2 separate regions of the Homo sapiens genome follow, and region 1 is linked to region 2. The links are chromatin loops, found by intact Hi-C in ENCODE. Cell type or tissue: Calu3. All regions are shown on one strand. Each heading gives the region's core, and the rest is flanking DNA. Links, peaks and the distances in the headings are about the cores only.

Region 1 (10,640 bases), core at 1,497-9,496, 83 kb after region 2:
GAGGCCTCACAATCATGGCAGAAGGCGAGGAGGAGCAAAGTCATGTCTTATGTGGCAGCAGGCAAGAGAGAATGAGAACCAAGCAAAAGAGGAAAACCCTTGATATGGTTTGGCTGTGTCCCCACCAAAATCTCAACTTGAATTGTACCTCCCAGAATTCCCAGTGTTGTGGGAGGTACCCAGGCGGAGGTAACTGAATCATGGGGACTGGTCTTTCCCATGCTATTCTCATGATAGTGACTAAGTCTCACAAGATCTGATGGGTTTATCAGGAGTTTCGATTTTTGGTTTTTCCTCATTTTCTCTTGCCACCACCATGTAGGTAGTGCCTTTCACCTTCCACGATGACTATGAGACCTCTCCAGCCATGTGGAATTGTAAGTTAAGTTAAACTTCCTTTTCTTCCCAGTCTCGGGTATGTCTTTATCAGCAGCATAAAAACAGAATAATACAGTAAATTGGTACCAGTAGAGTGATGTGTTGCTGAAAAGATACCCGAAAATGTGGAAACGACTTTGGAACTGGATAACAGACTGAGGATGGAACAGCTTGGAGGGCTCAGAAGAAGACAGCAAAATGTGGGAAAGTTTGGAAGCTCCTAGAGATTTGTTGAATGGCTTTGACAGAAATGGTGATAGTGATATGAACAATAAGGGCCAGGCTGAGGTGGTCTCAGATGGAGATGAGGAACTTGCTGGGGACTGGAGCAAAGGTGACTCTTGTTGTGTTTTAGCAAAGAGACAGGTGGCATTTTGCCCCTGCCCTAGAAATTTGTGGAACTTTGAACTTAAGAGCAATGATTTAGGGTACCTGGTGGAAGAAATTTCTAAACAACAAAGCATTCAAGAGGTGACTTTGGTACTGTTAAAGGCACTTAGTTTTACAGGGGAAGCAGAGCACAAAAGTTTGGAACATTTGCAGCCTGACTATGTGATAGAAAAGAAAAACCCATCTTCTGGGGAGAAATTCAAGCCAGCTGCAGAAATTTGCATAAGTAGCAAGGAGCCTAATGTTAATCTCCAAGACCATGGGAAAATGTAACCAGGCCATGTCAGAGACCTTCATGGCAGCCCCTCCCATCACAGGCCTGGAGGCCTAGGAGGAAAAAGTGGTTTTGTGGGCTGGGCCCAGGGTCCCCATGCTGTGTGCAGCCTAGGGATTTGGTGCCCTGTGTCCCAGCTGCTCCAGCCATGGTTGAAAGGGGCCAACATAGAGCTTGGGCTGTGGCTTCAGAGGGTGGAAGCTCCAAGCCTTGGCAGCTTCCAAGTGGTGCTGAGCCTGTGGGTACATAGAAGTCAAGAATTGAGGTTTGGGAACCTCTACCTAGGTTTCAAGATGTATAGAAATGCCTGGATGCCCAGGCAAAAGTTTACTGCAGGAGCAGGGCCCTCATGGAGAACCTCTGCTAGTGCAGTGTGGAAGGGAAATGTGGGGTCAGAGCCCCCACAGAGAATCCCTACTGGAGCACTGCCTAGTGTAGCTGTGAGAAGAGAGCCACTGTCCTTCAGACCCCAGAATGGTAGACCCACCAACAGCTTGCACCAATGCACCTGGAAAAGCCACAGACACTTAATGCCAGCCTATTAAGGCAGCCAGGAGGGAGGCTGTACCATGCAAAACCAAAGGGACGGAGCTGCCCAAGACCATGAGAATCCACCTCTTGCATCAGTGTGACCTGGATGTGAGACCTACAGTCAAAGGAGTTCATTTTGGAGCTTTAAAATTTGACTGCTGTACTGGATTTCAGATTTGCATGGGCCCTGTAACCACTTTGTTTTGGCCAATTTCTCCCATTTGGAATGGCTGAATTTACCCAATACCTGTACCCCCATCGTATCTAGAGAGTAACCAGCTTGCTTTTGATTTTACAGGCTCATAGGTGGAAGAGACTTGCCTTGTCTCGGATGAGACTTTGGACTGTGGACTTTGAGTTCATGCTGAAATGAGTTAAAGACTTTGGGGGACTGTTGCAAAGGCATGATTGGTTTTGAAAAGTGAGGAGATGAGATTTGGAGGGGTTAGAGGTGGAATTATATGGTTTGGCTGTGTCCCTACTAAAACCTCAACTTAAATTATATCTCCCAGAATTCCTACATGTTGTGGGAGGGATCCAGGGGAAGGTAATTGAATCATGGGGGCTAGTCTTTCCCGTGCCAATCTTGCAATAGTGAATAAGTCTTACAAGATCTGATGGGTTTGTCAGGGGTTTCCACTTTTGCTTCTTCCTCATTTTCTCTTGCTGCCACCATGTAAGATGTGCCTTTCACCCTCTGCTATGATTATGAGACCTCCCCAGCCATGTAGAACTGTAAGTCAAATTAAACCTCCTTTTCTTCCCAGTCTCAGGTATGTCTTTATCAGCAGCATAAAAACGGACTAATACACCGCTTATAAAACCATCAAATCTCATGAGACTTATTGACTACTGGGAGAACAGTATGGAGGAAACCACGCTCATGATTCAATTAACTTCCAATCGGGTCCCTCCCACAACACATAGGAATTATGGGAGCTACAATTCAAGATGAGGTTTGGGTGGGGACACAGACAAACCATATCAGAGAAATATGCTGCAATGTCATAGGGATCCTGTAATCATGTTGAGTCAACACCTTTAGTAAAATATTCTCACATTATTAGGGAGATGGCACTATATATACATAAAAGCTTCTGAAAAGCCAAATTGTTGAATTCTTACTTATCTCTTTCATATCAAAGATAGCATTTTATCATGTGCCTAATTTAGAATAATGTGTTGAATCCCTAAATCAGCTTTCCTCTGGAATTAATACCTGAAATCTATTTTTTTTAAGATGCTACATAGTGTTCTATCAGTGCTAGTACCTAACCTGTCAATTCTTATCCAATCAGGTGTATAATAAATTTCTTCTGTATGCCATAGTTCATTAGGGTTCTGCTAGATCATTGTACCTTTTTGCCACTCATATATAAAGGATATTAACATCATACGGCTGAGCATTTGAATGAAAGCAGGATGAACCCCCAATAAACCTGAGCTGATAATGATCAGGAGAGAAGAGATTAGTCCCTTTTTATCTTCTGATAGAACAGAGAGAAAGCACTAGAGACAGCTTTTGATTGGCCTTGCTAACAAATAAGGAGCAGTGGCATCCAAGCAGCAGCAGTCCATGGGCAGCCCTCAATGTTGCCCTTCCACTAACCCAGGCTCACATCCTTCGTGGTTGGTGTGCCTGTTCTGTCAATCCCAGTCCTGGATTATCCCAATCTTGTTTCCTTCCACTTCTGCTCTGGCCCCTAAATGGTATTAGACCAAATGCAGAAATGACTGGTCAAACTTCCACTGGATTCTTTTATACTCCTGTGCAATTATTTCATATATCATCTGCTAATTTCACACCGTAGTGATTTCCCAGAACAACTGCTTCCTTGAGTCTCTGGTCTTACTCTCATTTTAGTCCTCTGTCTGAGCTAATGCCTTTAAAATCCATCTGGAGAAAACTTCCAAGTTTCTCTCACTTCTATCCATCATAATTTTGTTTCTATATTTACCTTTCCCTTTGGACTGAGAAAGATTCCTCATGTTGTTTAAAGCTACCTCACTTGTAATAAACACTGATTTATTCCTCTCTCCCTTCTTAGATAACTTGTTTTCTCATCACTCCTTCCGTTTTAATTAGTAAAGTTCCTTTCTCTTTGGCATGCAGAGGTCTCTCCTAACTTAATAACAACAATGAAACCCCTCACTTAATTTACTTGTCTTTTCTATTTAACTATCTTATTTTATTATAAAATGCCTGAAATAGCTACATGGTAGAGCTTATTGGGCCTGGACCATAGATCTAAAATCTGAAAAGCCTAAGTTTAAGAATTTATATCATTAATGTAATTATGTTTGCAAATAGTTTTTGAGAAGGAAGAAGAAAATGTTTATATGTGTAAATATAAACACATACACATTTATACACATATCTTCATACATGTATATGTGTAAACATATACAAGTGTAAACACATGCACATTTATACACATATAAACATTTTCTTCTTCCTTCTCCTCTTCTTAATCTTTGTTCTTCTTCCTAATCTCCCTTGTTCATAAGAAGTGATGTATAAATGCTCATTAATCCATTAATTGGCATCAAAATACTATAAAACTTTTTCTCAATTGGACAGTGTGGCTGCTAGTTAGAAGAAAATGACTCTCAGAGGAGCAAACTCCACTCCTACGCTAGCCAGATGGTATGGCAATGAGGTGATGGGTTCCTTTTCTCCTGGGTGGAAGAAAGGACTGCACGTATGAACATGATGCAAAGCAAATAATCTAGAGGTGACTGAAGCATGACATCACAGTGAGCCTATAAAGCCACATATACAGTTTGCTCAATGGGACAAAGTCTTTATTAATACAATTATAATTTAATAAATATAACATTGTTTTATTACTCTTTTGATTATCATTTACTGATGGTATCTGGAACACGGAATTTGACATATGAACACTCAATATACATATGACAAAGACAAAAGTACAAGGAAGAAAATGAAGAAATAACACCGGCATGATGCCAATGATATGGGAATTTATTATCAGAGTCAATAAGTCAATTCTCTTTATCTTTAGGACCTGAACTTGGACAATATTCAGGTTCATAGATAGATGCAACATTTACTATGTTATTCAAAGTGGGAAATTTTATGAGCAAAAGTAGCAAAAGATTTAAACAAAAACTGTGTTATAAAAATTGTCACTCAACTTAGAGCATTAGTGCTAACTGTGCAGGCACTAAGAACATAGGAGCCTGTTGATATTTTTCTCATCTTTTACTGCAGATTTAAAAGTAAAATATTCAAACATTCAAATAACAACAATAAGTAAGTTCCAATATTTACTAGTCAGTTTCTAGCATGTAGTAAACCATAGAGACCCTACTAGCTGAATAACTTGGAATGGACTACTTTCCTGCTCTACCAACAAGGGCCTTGTTAGTGTGGCTATTCACAAAGATGGGGAATATATTTTTCTTTTCAATTTATATTTTTAAATATGCACATATGCCAGACACTGAGCTATATCCTAGAGATATACTCAATAAGGCAGAATCTGCCCTTGAAGATTTACAGTGGTGCAGAATATGAGACAGGCTATTCTTCAGTTTCAGTCTTATGCACTAATATATACATATACATTTTAAAAATTATCTCATTTAAATTATTCATCACATCATTTCCCTCCATTGGTGCAGAAAATTAATCAAAGAGATTGAGGAAGAGAGAAACAGATTTAAAGCCAGATTTTATTAGATACAACTTAAAAATTATTAAAATATTGATTTACTCATCATTAAAAATATCTCTTTCCAGGAAATCCAAAGTCTTGCACTGTAACAAAGGAATTGCCTCATCTGTCAGTCAATTACACTCAACTCATTGAGAACATATGCCAATCATATCCCCATGCATAACAATCAATCAATCAACTAAAAAGTAACTGTACAGTGCATACAATGTAGGCAAAATGCCAAAACTCTCTTTTTTTATTGGCATTATTGGAGGTATTTGAATTTTTAAATGGAAAGTTACCAGTATGTAACCCTTTTTGGAATGTTAGCTGTCAGCCATCATGAAACAAATACAGCACAAGAGCTAGAAAGACCACACTGTTATCATAATCTCCATTAAAAGCAAAATGATAGTTCCTTCAGCATTGAATCATTACCTTATATGGCTTACAGTCAGTAAACTCTACTCACCAATATAATATTTCATGTATCTCCAGGCTTTTGTTGAAAGCCTTGCAACTGCGATGTCCTATCCATCTTACCCTGAAAATGTTAATTATGAAATTAGAGCTTACAAAGCTATGCCTGCCAGTAGAGTCATGTGATATCATGATGTCACATACCAGTAACTGAGCTTTGGTGTTTATGACTCATACAAGTAATCCATAATAAATCAGGCAGGCAGGGCTATTTGTGAGTCATTTAGCTATAAGATTTCCTTCTTGCTTGCTGAATGTTCCTGAAGAATTTGCATCTCATATATGTTGTACATGGTTCACATTAATAAATTCATTGATTTAAAAATCTATGTTGCTAAGCAAAACCTTATATCAATCAGTGGTTGATTGAACTTGAGGACTGAGTTCCTTTTTTCCTTTTAAATATATGCAATAAAGGAAAGCAATAATATTAGTCCCAGAAAAATTTGTAGTCTTTCCTTAAAATTTGTGAATAACAACAGAAGTAAACCTGAATTATAAGAAGACATAAATTTTAATCTGAATTAGAATGTATCAATCATGTTCTAGAAACATATTATTCTGGAAGATGAGATAAATGGATCACTACAGGAATGTGTAATAGCCAACTTAATACTTGGCAATGTTACTTCATTCAAACATTCCATTGACCTCATACACAATACATGATTTTTCTTTAAGTACAGACTGCTCACCTAGATTTACCAACAGATTTAGATCTATTATTTATTCAAAGAAAACACAACGACCACAAAGATTACATGAAATTATTTTAATTCTACTGTTCTCTGTGATCTTTCTGTAAGACTAAACAATAAGTCAATAAAATTTGTCTGTGGTAAAACAAGGTTAATAATATGGCACTGCCTAATAGAAATGCTTGAGAATTAGCTAACTACTTGCCTTAAAGTACACATAATATTTTAAATAAAAAGACTATGACCTTAATGTAGTTTAGAAACCACAGGAAAAGTACTAGCTACATATATTTATACATAATTATTAAGATCATTATCTTCTATTCTGTCTTACTTGACAAGGGATTGAAGAAGGAAAATTCAATTCCACTATGCAATTTTTGTGATATTAGATTGGCAAAATTCTAACACTCAAGACAACTCTGTCCTTGGTGCTTCACTAGTGCCTCCTTCCTCAATCTTCAGCACTGCTGAGATATGCTTTTTCCTTTCTCCACTTACTTTCAAAAGCCAAGAGTCTGAGTCATTGCAGCAGGACTCGTGGTAAGGGCTGAATATGTATTGTGATTTTAGGGGGTTGAAAAGTCCTGCTGTCAGAATTCTGTACCTTTACAGTGCCATAAATGCTAGCATCCAGGTCACCTCTGTGAATCAAACCCTCTCTCTAATTGGCTTCTAGTAAAATGCATGCAAGTTGATATGGTGAAGATGAGGCGCCTGGAGAAAAAGTACTCATTAGCACACACCTCGACCACACCTTTGAAAAAAGAGCAGAAGCTTGAGTGCACATAATACAGAAGAACTACAATTGGATGACCTGTGCTTGGAGTGCCACTTAGGGAAGGCAAGACAGATAAGGCAAAAATGAGGTTGGCTATTGGCATGATAGGGAGGAACTAAACCATTCAGATAAGGCCCTGGAAAGAGAACTGCCTAGGAAGTTGACTGGAGAATTGTGGCCAACTCGTATACCACACGTCTAAATCAAGTTCTCACTTCTAAAGGGTGTAAAGCTCACCCAGGAATCTCTTAATTAGAATGCATGTAATTGAATTCCAACAAAGAAAGGGTGTTGCCATTTGAATAGGAATCAGTGTAAACTGACTTAGGTAGCAAATGTCACAGCATTTTTAGGATTCTTTCAGGCATTTATAATACTCTTGAGTTTTACATAGTTAAACTTAATATATAAATATGAAGATGAAACTAATTTGCTCTAAATTATTATTTTATAAGTTAAAAGTAAACTACATCAAACACAGCAAAATAATAATAGAAGTGGATGAATTCAGGACAAAGCAGGTCAAAAGAGATAAGGTGACCTAGTACTACAGAGTCAAGCAGACCAGGAATTGAATCCTAGTAACTCATCCTACTTGAAGTCTTAGTTTACTAACCTGTAAAATAGGTAAAATAAGATCTACCCATTAGGGTTATACATGAATTGACTAGCAAAGTGCTCAGTGAAATAGTAACCATCATTAGACAATTATTATTATTGTTGTTGCTACTACTGTAACCAGTATATACAATAAGGGCAAGACGTTTTCAAAGAAAGTATACAATTCTGTGAACTTTGGCACTCCGACACAGTTTTGAGGAAGAGACTGGGGTTGTGCTGTTGTTTGAATTTTGAGTAGATTATATGCGAAGAGAGGATTCTGTTAGTGGGAGGAGGTTTCATTTCATGAAAGAGGAAATGGTATAGTAGTTGAGCAGGCAGAAATAGCTCTGACTTTTTTTTTTTTTTTTTTTTTTTGAAACAGAGTCTCTCTCTGTTACCCAGGCTGGAGTGCAGTGGCATGATCTCAGCTCACTGCAAACTCCGCCTCCCGGGTTCAAGCAATTTCTGGCTAACTTTTGTATTTTTAGTAGAGGTGGGGTTTCACCATGTTGGCCAGGCTGGTCTTGAACTCCTGATCTCAAGTGATCCGTCTGCCTTGGCCTCCCAAAGTGCTGGGATTACAGGCACGAGCCACCGTGCCTGGCCTCTCTGACATGATTTAAAGAGATAGTGAGTAGACTGATTTAATAAGAAAACAATTTTAAGTAGGCATGGGTAATATGGGAGAAAGGGTAAGTTGGGGCCTGATTTTAAATGATTCTGATTATCTATAAATGATCCTGAATATCTGCCAGCCCTTAGGCTTTTTTCTATGGACAATTGATAATGGCTTGGGTTATGATTAATAGGCCAGAGTGAGATGCTTGGTCATAGTCTGTTGGGCTATTCTCAATGCTGACATTTTAAATGGGTTATCAAAGACCTAGCCTACATAAGTAGCCAAAGAGTTACTCCAGAGCCAGAGAATTGAGAGTTCCATTCTATTCTTCACTGCGCAGATCACACTGGAAGCAGGGGACATGTTCACAAACGATTAAACATGATAATTAGAAAACTAGAAACTTTGTCATCAAAAGGTCTGTGGAAAGGGCTGGGTGTTGTCAAACAAAAAGCTTATAGGCACTTTTTGATATCTGACAGAAAGGTTTTATTTCTGCCTATGAGCATAGGACAAATTGCAAAAGAATTCACTTTTCAGAATAACTGGTGTTCCAAAATAAAAAGAGGAGTTATTTATACTCTATTACATAGCATAAATATTGTATCTTGTGTTTTCTGTAGCTAATAGTATATTATATTCTAGTAATTCTACTCTGTATTTATATTTCAAATAATTATTTAAAGTAAAAAATGTTAATTGGATAACATTTCAGTCATTTTGATATAGACCAGGCATTTCTGTGCTTGATAATAAGAGAAAGGAATTTTCTGGTATGTAGCATGATTCAAAGCTATCTGAGTCTGTTTGTAAACTGTGTCTTTAAGGAATGTAAGACATTTAGAAATACAAATCCTTCTGAGCTATGGAATGTGACAGGCTCAATGTCCAACCAGGGATGGGCTAAGCTAATAGCAAAACATCGATGTTTTCTTTTTTTTCAAATTCTATATGTTTAGCTTGGGAAGTGAATATTTAGGAAGGCCATGTTTAGCAAATGTTCAAGTAATTAACAGGCTGTCATGTGGAAAAGGATAGACTTATCCTTTGTAGTGTCACAGAGTAGAACTAGTTCTGTGGGTAAAAGACACAAAAAGACCAATTTTAGCTTTGCATAAAAAAATTGTATAAAATTGGCTGAAAATAGCTTAGCTTGCTTCGTGAAGATGGGAATATTAATGCCAAATGTGGGTGATCAGTAATTTGTGAAGCAGGAAGGAGCTATCAATTAACTAATTCAGTAATTTTCATTCTGCTTGCATATTAGCATTACCAGAAAGGTTTTTGTAAAGCTACACTGACACCAGGGTCCCACCTCAGATCAATTCAGCAGAACCCCTGGTGTAAAGTCTATTGATATTGATGGCTTTATTAAGCAGCAGGGGTGTGAATCGAGACATTAGCTAAGGTAAGTCTATATGGTCCTACAGCATCCACCCTGTCTGTGCCATGAAGAAAGAGAGTATCACACAGAATCACTATTAGAAAAGTCAATCATAAAATGCTATGCAGAATGGATTGGGGGTAATCATGTTCATAGGCAACAAAAACAAGGTATGCTGTGAATCCAGCTGCCAGATGCTGGAGACTGCTACAAAGAATATGCATTGCTTTTATAATACAAAAAATAAGTTATTTTAAATTAGCAGTAAATGATAAGAAAAATAAATGAAAATTTGAGACTATTCCAGACTTATCTTCAGTCCCACCTTTGCTCCCACCTCTACCCTTATTCCTATCACATGCACTTATATTCTGGCCACAATCGGTTTCTCAAGATTCTGCAAATATTTTAAATAGTTTCACGCTCCTCTAATTTCAGTTATTGAAATCAATCTCCTAAGTTGTTACTTGGGAGGTTACTAAGAGTAAGCAAAGTTACTCTTAGGAGGTTTACTCTAGAGAGAGTTAAACTCTCAAGGATGGCTTTATGTATTGGGTCAACCAGTTCACTTAGTAAACATAAGTGCTTCATATACTAATTAGATAACAATCTGAAAATGAAGACCTGGCATTGTTGATCTGGTAACTCAGGATTTGTTTCTCTTTCTGGGCATACAAGATTAAATATATTTTTGGAAAAACAAACTTTATTTCCATCTATTCTCCTACACAACATTTATACTATTACAACATTATATCACTCATTATTCTTAAACAGCTCCCTAGGTTTTTGTATATTCACTCCATTCCCTATCAA
Region 2 (10,640 bases), core at 1,793-9,792:
AAGTTTAGTAACTCTCCCAAGGTGAAATATTTTATAAGTGACCAAGCTCTCTGAAACCAAGTTTGTTTCATACAATTATGTACACTTAACAATTGTTATATTATTCATTTTAGATTCTGTTGAGTGATACAATTTGAAAGATCAGTAATCTAGGGAATAACATGGGTGAATGACAGTTTTCCCACCATTCATTATTGTAATGTAATCAGGATGTCTCAGGCACTTACTGTGTAACAACAACAACAATAAAAATGGGAGACTCAAGGACAAACAAGGGCCCATCCCTCAAGATGCTTTTAATCTAATGCAGAGTTGTCCAATATAACCACCAGTCACCTGGGGCTACCTAAGTTTATGTTTAAATAAATTAAAATTAAACAAAATTTCAGTTCCTCAGTCAGACTAGCCACATTTAAGTTGTTCAATAGTGACATGTGGGGGCTACCATGAACAGTACAGACAGAGCATTTCCATCAGTCAGAACTCTGTGTAATTAACTATAGGAGTAAAACTATGGCAAATGGTGCAATGATTTCTGATTTGACGCAACTGATGAGAGACATTCGCTCTGTTATACTGAAATTTCTTTATGTTTGTTAACGCTTCAAAGTCCATACAGTAGCAGAGAACATCATTATTAAATGTACTCTGCTCAAAAGAAGATATAGATATGCACTAGAATTCAGATGCAGGCCATTAATATTGCAATTCAAATTTTCATAGTAAAATTACAGTGAAGAAAAAAAGTAATACCTACCATACATTTCAATTCGGGGGGGGCACAATCTCCTTTGTAGAAGTTTATAAAAAAATGGTTCATCTCAAAGTATTGTAAATTAAGGACGTTACTCTAAACTAATCTTAAACAGCTATATGAGGGCTAAACAAGGAAAACACAGCCAGGAGCTATTTAACTTTCACAGTTCCTTATTTAGGAAACCAAGGAGCATAAAATCAAGTTAAAATGTATCATGTCTGCCACTATTGCTTTCAGTGCCATGCTTTCTGAAACTTTCTTTAAGCCTGACTTTTATTGCTTCTTTGTGCATAATAACCAGTTCATTTAACCAGAGGTTAATTTTAAGGCATATTTTGTAAGGTGCATTTTATTTATTTATTTATTTCCCCCAATCAGTATGTAAAATATAAAAAACGTGCTACATGAAGCAGATATATCTATTATAATGAGTGGCTTTTTGTTGTTGTTGTTGTTATTTCTGCTACTAATGAACTGCAAATTTGGCTGAAATAAGAGTGAAAAAGGCTAGAGCTAGGGAAAGCTTACCGAAATTGGAGATACCCTGTTCACTTTTTTTTTTTTTTTTTTTTTTGAGATGGAGTCTCGCTCTGTTACCCAGGCTGGAGTGCAGTGGCGTGATCTCTGCTCACTGCAAGCTCCGCCTCCCGGGTTCACGCCATTCTCCTGCCTCAGCCTCCGGAGTAGCTGGGACTACAGGCGCCCGCCACCATGCCTGGCTAATTTTTTGTATTTTTAGTAGACACGGGGTTTCACCGTGTTAACCAGGATGGTCTCCATCTCCTGACCTCGTGATGTGCCCGCCTCGGCCTCCCAAAGTGGTGAGATTACAGGCGTGAGCCACCGAGCCCGGCCACTTTCTTTAATTGTTAACAGGTTACTAAGTAAATACTGGGAAGAGTAGTGTCAACTCTGCATTAAAATGTGTACACATAAGCAAAATAAAGTCTCCTAAATATGCTTACGGTTTCAACTTATGATGAAATGGGCCTGCCTAGAAACAAGAAAGTGCTTTCACTATGTTTCTTTCTATTCAGGTTGCCAATTCATGTCAGCCCTTCTCCATTAGGTAGTTCAGGTTACTGACAGACTAGGCCAGTGTTAGCATTTAGCAAACAGATCAATTTAGATTTTAACTCTGGTAGTAACATCAGAATAGGAGCCACCGTTATCTAGCCAAGTAGGCCACCGCTATGTCTGTTCTGCTAGTTTTTTTTTTTTTTTTCCTTTTTTTTGGTTAGGCCAGTAGTTTCCTGTTGTTGCTCCTGCTTTGCTTGTGGAAATCTGCTTTTGATCGATGTGAATACCTTTTGCAGGGATGGGCTCTTCGAACAGTTATTTTTCCCTTCATTGCCATCATTTTCACACCCAGCCACTTCATGCATTTATTTGTACAACTTACCAAGCCTCTGAAACATTTTGAGTTTTCAACCCTCGAATTAGATGTTTCTTCACATGAAAATAGTTAGGAGTCTTACACAGAGATTTATGAGAAAAACATATTTGCTTGAAAATAATAATCTTTTAAGTATGTATAACAATTAAATTAAAAATCCTAAGAATGGAAAATATTCTGTATAAGTATGTATATTATCATTAAACATATTAACAATTTAAAATTATAATTTAAAAATACAAATTCATGAGAATTAGGTTTAAAACAACAATCTCTGAGTTAGCCATGTCTCTAGATGAGAATGATTAGCTGTCTCTAATTTACTATTTTTATCATTGTTTCTTGTCTATCATCCTTTTTAAAGATGCATTAGGCCTGGCGCAGTGGCTCAGGCCTGTAATCTCAACACTTTGGGAGGCTGAGGCGGGTGGATAACCTGAGATCAGGAGTTCAAAACCAGCCTGGCCAAAATAGCAAAGCCCCGTCTGTACTAAAAATAAAAAAAAATTAGCCAGGCATGGTGGTGGGCACCTGAGTCCCAGCTACTCGGGAGGCTGAGGCAGGGAGAATCACTTGAACTCAGGAGGCAGAGGTTGCAGTAAGCCAAGATTGCACCACTGCACTCCAGTCTAGGCAACAGAGCCAGACTCCATTTCAAAAAAAAAAAAAAAAAAGATGCATTAGATTCTTCCTCCTTCCTTTTTAATCAGTGTCAAACAACTAGTATTTCTATAAAGATTTTGCTGTTCTCTCTGCAAATCTTTATAATTTCCCTTCTTTGAGCCCTTTTCTTAGTTCTGTTTTCATGGCCACATCACTTCACACTGCTTGGTGCTTCCCTCCCTTCCAGTTTCAGCTTTTCTTGCTTGCTACACTTGTTCTATTCTCATCCTGCCCACACTTCTCAATCTTCACACACATTTTCTGCTGTACCTGTCACTATCCCTGAGTTCACTCTCTGCAGTTGCCCTCAAGCTAAGTGGACTGGTTTCAAAGTTCTCTCTTTCACTATTTTTTTTTTTAGACGGAATCTTGCTCTGTCTCCAGGCCGGAGTGCAATGGTGCAATCCCAGCTCACAGCAACCTCCACCTCCTGGGTTCAAGCGATTCTCCTGTCTCAGTCTCCCGAGTAGTTGGAATTACAGGCGCCTGCCACAGTGCCCAGCTAATTTTTGTAATTTTTAGTAGATACGGGGTTTTGCCATGTTGAACAGACTGGTCTCGAATTCCTGACCTCAGGTGATCCACCTGCCTTGGCCTCCCAAAGTGCTGGGATTACAGGTGTGAGCCACCACGCCCGGCCCTTAACTCTTTACAAAGCCTGGGAGAAGGTGTTTATCCATCCCTCCATCTGAATAGCCATCACTTTCCCTATTCCCTCTTCTTTAGCCTCCAAGGAATATAAAACAGCTGGTGTAGGCCGGGTGCAGTGGCTCACACCTGTAATCTCAGCACTTTGGGAGGCTGAGGTGGGTGGATCACGTGAGGTCAGGACTTTGAGACCAGCCTGGCCAATATGGTGAAACCCCATCTCTACTAAAATTACAAAAATTAGCCAGGTGTGGTGGCGTACGCCAGTAGTCCCAGCTACTCAGGAGGCTGAGGCAGGAGAATTGCTTGAACCTGGGAGGCAGAGGTTGCAGTGAGCCGAGATCATGTCGCTACACTCCAGCCTGAGCGACAGAGAGAGACTGCGTCTCAACAACAAGAACAACAACAACAACAAACAACAAAAACAGCTGATATTTTTAGTCCTAGAAGCAAGTTGTCCATATGACTGAGGAGAAGAATAAGGAGAGTGAATACAAAGCATATGAGTAATGTAGTGAAACAGCAACATATGGTCTCTATCTGTGCAGAGCATTGCATATAATAGTTCAACTCTTCTCACCAGTAAGAATTTGGAAATTTTCCAATTCTGCATGCCTAATAAACGTAGCTAGTAGTTGATTTAAAAAGTAATACAATAAAGAGAAAGATGAAATTTATTTTTTTGTTGTACATATACATTCTGTAGTTCCTGGTTGTTTAATTCTTCAGTGCTTATATTTTGTAGTAGGTAATATACTATTCCTAAATTGTTAATAAGAGATGCTTACTCAAGATCATAATCATTTCAGCAGCTGAAATATTTTAAGTCTCTTGACTATCTCCTTTCATATTTTTACAATTTTGGATTAAATTGCCTTATGCTACACAGTCATATTCCCTATGTGTTTTTTTGTTTTGTTTTTTTGTTTTTGTTTTTTCTTTTTGCTAGAATATAGCACGAAGCAATATTAGTGTTAAGGTAATTTCAGGTTGTGTTTATAATTCTGAGACTAGATAAAGAATAAACATGTGACTAATATGTATCGGGGGAACCAGCCCCCAATATTTCAACGTAGGTTCTTTTCTATTTTCCCTAAGTGTTGGCCGGTCTGAGAAATAAACAAATGTCCATGACATCTTCACAATTTATGTTCTTCTGCCGTGGCTTCAGCCGGTCTCTCCGTTCGGGGTCCCTGACTTCCCACAACAAACATGTTAACTCTCAATCTAATTTTTACAGTTTATTCTATTTAATTATAGCTATTGTCTTAACACAGATTTATTTGTAATTTCAACATAATGACCAGGAAAGAGGTAAAGAAATTGTTGTACGGATCCAAGTAGATACCATTTCAAGTTAGTCATTTCTTCATAACGATTGTTGTTTCTGACCTATACTTATAAGCTCATCATAGTCATCCCTGTGAATTAGCTCAGAGGTTCATTGCAGACTCTTCTCAGGAATGTGCAGTCTACCTGTACACATCCCATACATAGCTGCAGTACAGGCATTCCAACACCAGGTGGCACTAGTAGTAATTTATAGCTGGTTAGTCTTGGGTCGCGCAGGTACCCTTAATAAATTCAAAGTATTAGTCAAAAAGTATCTCTTTATTTAGGGCACCATGGGATACTAATCATTTTCTTCTAATTTTATTATTTTCACAAATAATATTTTCTCATGTAAATTTTTAAATGATTTACATTATATAATTCACAGTGTCCATATTTCCCTTTGTTTAGACGTTTGCATCTCTTTGTGTCTTTCTGCTATGCTTCCTAGCCTTACTCCATGAAAACTAGCCTTACTCCATGAAAACATGTTAGGAACACAGCTAGAACTGTTTTTAAATTAATAAAATTGAGCCATCTTCTTCTACTTTTTGAGTTAGCACATTCTTAGCCATTTCTTTCTTACAACTCTGCTTTCTCCCCCTACCTTAATTTCACATCCAATCTTTAATTAACTGAACCAAACTGATTACAAAACAATCATTACTTTCTCTTTTTACACTCGAATGGTCCAAACAGAAGAAGCTTTTGAGCAAGATTCCCAACTGACTAGAAGAAGCCTGGGCAGTTTAACGGGCTTATTGAGAACACAATGGGATAATTGTTTAATAAGCCTTACCACTGGGCAATCAAAAGCTGTCAGTTAACTTAGCTTTCATAGATAATATTGAAATCTAGTTCTCTAAAACTCTCTAAACATTAACTAAGATAAGCAACCTGTTTTAATATAATGTAGTCTCTAAGAGGCCGGGCCATGGGAAAACGATCAGACTTTCCCAGGTCTTACACATCCAGGCAAAATATAGCAAAGAGAACAGAGCAGCGGAGGGGGTTGGCTCTTAAATTCATATCCACTACTATATACTCAACGCTTAATTGCAGTCATAGTGATTCATAAGCACTTTAATTGTAAGGGTTAAGTTACAGCAAACAAACACAGACGGTGGTAGCTGAAGACACACATTGGTTTGTTCCTTCACATGAAGACTAGCTTGTTCCTTCTACACAGGTTGAATGAAGAAGAAAGGTGCACAGAGATAAACAACAATAGGTTAATAAAATACAATCCATTTTGAAGGTAACTAGATTCTCTCTCTCTCTTTTTCTCTGTTCTTCATTTTTCCTGCCTCTTTTTTCCATTCCATGCTTGTCAGGAGGATAACCTCAAATATTCAATTTATAGGAGAGTGTGTTTTTAAATATCACAGGGAAATCCATATTTGTTTTGGCTGACACTCAATAGCTAATTAGTCTTAAACAATCTGGTAAGAGCTTGAACAGAGACCATCTGTCCTTGAAATTCCCTCTGTGGCTTTTCCAAAAGACCCAGCTTTTCCAAAAGACCCAGCTTTTCCAAAAAACTTTGGACAAATTTACAGTAGTTTTAGACTCCAAGACATGGAGCCAAATGCTTTCTTTTTTTTTCCTATTTGCATTGAACTGTGCTAAAAATTGTATCTGATTTATACCATTCAATATGATAAAATAATGATAGCTGGCATTTATTGATGACTTCCTATATGTTAAACCTTTATTCTCAGCTCTTCATTTAAGTTATCTCATTTAATATTCACAAAACCCTGATATTATGTTTATTTTTACAGTTGACAAAATTGAGACAGAAACAGTTGAGTAAATAGTAGACTAAATACAGTATGTGGCAGCAGTTTGTATTTCTATTAAGTTAGACAAAGCACAATCAGAATGGAGGGTTTAAGCTCTGATTGATTTGTAGTGAACACATGCTTTACTTGGGGAAATAAAAAAGCTTGATTCCCTGGAGAGACAGCGTTCACATAAACAGACACTCTGACCTCACAGCATGTAGAAGACTATGCTAATCCTCTGAAATGTAAAGAAGTGGCTTTGATGTTTTTTATGATTCACAACTAAAAATTAAAACAATTTTCATCATGACAAAAGTCACACAAATACACACATGTTCCTAAATATTTTCATTTAATGATATTCTTACTGCATATAATAAAAACTGACATTTCTTGTTATGCTATTTTTTGTGTGGTAGAGACTCATAAATTGATTCCTTGAACCACCAATGGGTTATAACCTGCATGTTGAGAAAAAAGCTGGTTTGTAAAACAAAACAATAAAGAATATCAAAATCCAAATAGATGAAGAGTCGCCTTACACTTTACCACACTATTTGACATCTTCTACGTATGATTAAATAAAGAAAATCCTCTATAATAATATTTCTTAGCTGGATATGAATTTTCCTGTGGAAATGTAAAAATGTGATCATGTGTTCCTTTTGGTAATGGGCAGCACAAAACTATGAAAGCCTGGCTGCTGGTGCTAAAAAATAGACACAAAAGGCACAGAGCATCCAAACATTAGAATGGCAAGAGAGACAGAATAATCAAATTAAAAAGAGAAGTGAGTTGGGGTAAAGGCCATCAAAAGGCACATGGGAATTTCAGACTTAGGTCAGCAGAAGCTTTGACAGCATGGACTAGTGGGAAGAAAGGAGAAGGCAGGGCTGGCCAGAAGGGTCAGTGGGTTGACGGCAAGATTATAGATAACATAGAAGAGCACAGATAATTTAGGATTGATTTTAATGAGTGTTCAGATCCAGAATCCAAGGGATCATGCTGATGGATCCCAGTAGAGAGACTTCAGACACTGGTGATGTTCAATGTTAGACAAACCATGGAATTGTGGCTCTGAGGTAATGGTTTTCAAACTGTAGAATATATGTGAATTGCATGATGTATTTGCTTAAAATTCAGATTCCTGAGTGTCACCCTCAAAAATTCTGAATATGTGGAAACCCAGGACTCTCCATTGTAACAAAAGTATAGCCATGCCTTGAGAAATAACCTCTTTAGTATTTGGAGAAGGATCTAAATGGAGCTGGGGAAATGGTGCCAGTGGATTCCTGTAGGGACTTGGCCGGTTCTGTCTTTGAAAAGACTAAAGTTTAGTGGGAACTCATGTTCAAGCCTTACCAGGCAGATGGGATGCTAGGCTTGAGTTGCAAAGTTGACCCTACAGAATGCTGCCTTGAAGGCCAAGAACAATCCTGCCTAATATAGGGGTCAGAACTGCCTCTGAAAATTGTTGTCTTGCTAGGTGATAGATATTGGTGGCTACATGGGCCAGAACCATAAGCAAACATAAATGAGTCTTCTGAAAACTAGTAAGAATGATTTTCTGAGGGCATAGAATGAAATTTAGAGAAAATTCTAGATGAGGTCAAAGGTGGAAATAGAAAAAAATTTGGCCTCTTTGGGGCCAGCAGGGAAAGGACATCAGATAGAACAAAGGTTCTCTAAGATAGGCGTAAGTTCCCTAATGAACTAATTCTGCCATGTCTCATGTGTATATGTTTTGTCTTTGTAAATTCTCATCTTGACATTACCAGTAATCACCATCAACAAGTATACATGAAATGCTTTGTTTTATTCTATTATTAGTAGTTAAAATTTAGCAAATGTCTTTGATTTCCCTTAACCACAAAGCTCTTATAAGGTTACTGGTTGATAACATGGAATTTGGAATGACCCTTAACTTTAAATTCTCACTCATTCATTTTCAACTATTTGACCTTGAGCAGGTTACGTGGTCTGGACAGGTCTTAATTATTGAACATGTGAAATTAGATGAGATAAAAACATGTATTTCTCTTTTTATATATCATCTCTAATTCTCATAATAACATGGCAAAGTGAATTATTGATTCTATCCTTCAGGTGAAGAAATGGAGGCTTCATAGGTTAAGTAACTTGAAGCCATCGAGCTGGTAATAAGTTGACCCACAACATATTAACAGCAATATCTACCCCAAAGTTTAGCATTTTCTTACTAAGTCACACTTCTACCTTCACTGTCCTCTAATATGGCGACTTCACCTTTGTTTTATTTCTTGCCCTAGCATCTACATGATCTGAGATATCAGTAGAGGAAAATTTATCCTCATTCCTTTCACTAGTTGAGACAAAGTGAAGAGGGAGAAACTGCCTTCTCTTTCCCTCAAAACATGTATTTTATAAGAATGAGAATGGTTCAACAAAACCCACCTAATGGTTAACCATTTAAAGTTATTTCCATAAATTCAATAAAGCATCTCTTAAGTATGAAGGTATGGAGAATGTTGATACAATTAGAAAGAATCTCTGCAGGTAGATAAATTCCCAAAGGAGTCATAATATAAATTGCCACACCTATTCTACATGGGATTTGGGGGCATTACTATAAACAAGAACAACAACGACAACAACAAACTTTATCTGTTTTGTTGTTGGGAAGGCAGAATCAGGACTTTAAATCCAATCTTTGGAAGGTTTGCCTCCACCTGACCTGGGATACTTGAAGTTCAGAGCAACATGATATACTTAAGTGGGAATGTGGAATTCCACTCTTTGATTCATTTGAGCACAATATCGGAGCCAACATTTTCTTTTCTCTTTTCAAGTTCTTCTCTACATGACTGAACAAGTGATCTAGGTGTGGTTTTGATGATTATTTCTGGAGCTCGGAGCCAAGATAGAGAGAAACATAGCATTGCAGTTTGGCTTTCTTGCCTGTCTATAAAGGAATGCAGGAAAGGTGCCAATTTCATTGAGTTTAAGCCCAAGGACTCTTGCAAAACAACACTTTATAAATGTCTGCCTTTTAAAGAATATCATGTGTGGCCAGGTGCGGTGGCTCACACCTGTAATCCCAGCACTTTGGGAGGCCAAAGTGGGCAGATCATGAGGTCAGGAGTTTAAGACCAGCCTGACTAACATGGTGACACCCTGTCTCTACTAAAAATACAAAAATTATCCGGGAATAGTGGCATGCATCTGTAATCCCAACTACTCAGGAGGCTGAGACAGGAGAATCGCTTGAACCCGGGAGGTGGAAGTTGCAGTGAGCCGAGATCTCACCACTGCACTCCAGCCTGGGTGACAAGAGCAAGACTCAGTCTCAAAAAAAAAAAAAAAAAAAAAAAGAAAGAAAAAAAAAGAGCATTATTTGTAGAATATGCCATCATGTTAATGTCATAGTTTGATAAATTTAGGAAAACTAAACTTACTTTTTTCTGAAATGTTATGGAAATTTAGAATTGAATATTTTTAAAAGACAACATTTTCAGGTTAGTCATTTATTCTAAACCTAAGAAAATTATCCATTATTAAATGTTCTTATATTCTACGTATCTTGATGTTGAATTGAAATTGGGTAGATATTTTTATCACAGGATTCTCTGCACCCCTAATTGGAGGAATGGATATGTTTTATATGAGAATGACAGAGTGTCTTATTATTGCTTTTTTCATGGGTGAATGAAACCATAGCAGGGTACCAGTCCAGAATACATTTTTGCTTTCTCCCCTTTCCTCTCAGTTTAAAATTGAACTTGGGACATGAATAGAAAACAGCAACTACATTAAACTCTTTAAAAAGCTTTTTCACATCTCTTGAATCAAAATGCTGTTTTTCACAAGCCAAGTAGGATGATTGTGGCTGGCATTAAATCGATCTATTGAATGCTAAAGTTATTTTTCCATAACACAAACCCAGCGTGTATAGCTGTGGCTAAGCCTCCATCACCCTCCCCTACTGAGGAGCCTCAAACCAAATTCACAGGGAACCTCCTTTAGCAATTTCTGAGTTTTTATATTCACATAATTTTTAGACTTTCATCCTTGATCATCA

What was found. A loop is a pair of places that touch in the nucleus more often than their neighbours do. Peaks named below come from ENCODE experiments on the same cell type or tissue, not always from the same donor. Only the 100,000 strongest peaks of a DNase experiment are listed, where the experiment ranks them.
Region 1: a loop joins it to region 2, with 3 times the contacts of the local background. A loop is called at or near these places in 2 of 110 quality-filtered maps.

Annotation. Positions count from the first base shown.
Region 1 is chr6:54,796,006-54,806,645 of GRCh38, forward strand. It overlaps LOC107986606 (a long non-coding RNA gene), which reads right to left and starts at 5,826. Exons shown (of 3, transcript XR_001744176.3): 1 at 5,732-5,826. In Calu3, for the core only: no CTCF peak of the experiment used is centred there; DNase peaks (open chromatin) are centred at 5,926 and 6,956.
Region 2 is chr6:54,713,060-54,723,699 of GRCh38, forward strand. The region is part of intron 1 of LOC107986606 (a long non-coding RNA gene); the gene reads right to left. Among named protein-coding and RNA genes, the nearest start is that of FAM83B, 130 kb to the right of the region's middle. In Calu3, for the core only: a CTCF peak has its summit at 4,983 (motif pointing right); DNase peaks (open chromatin) are centred at 4,962 and 5,542.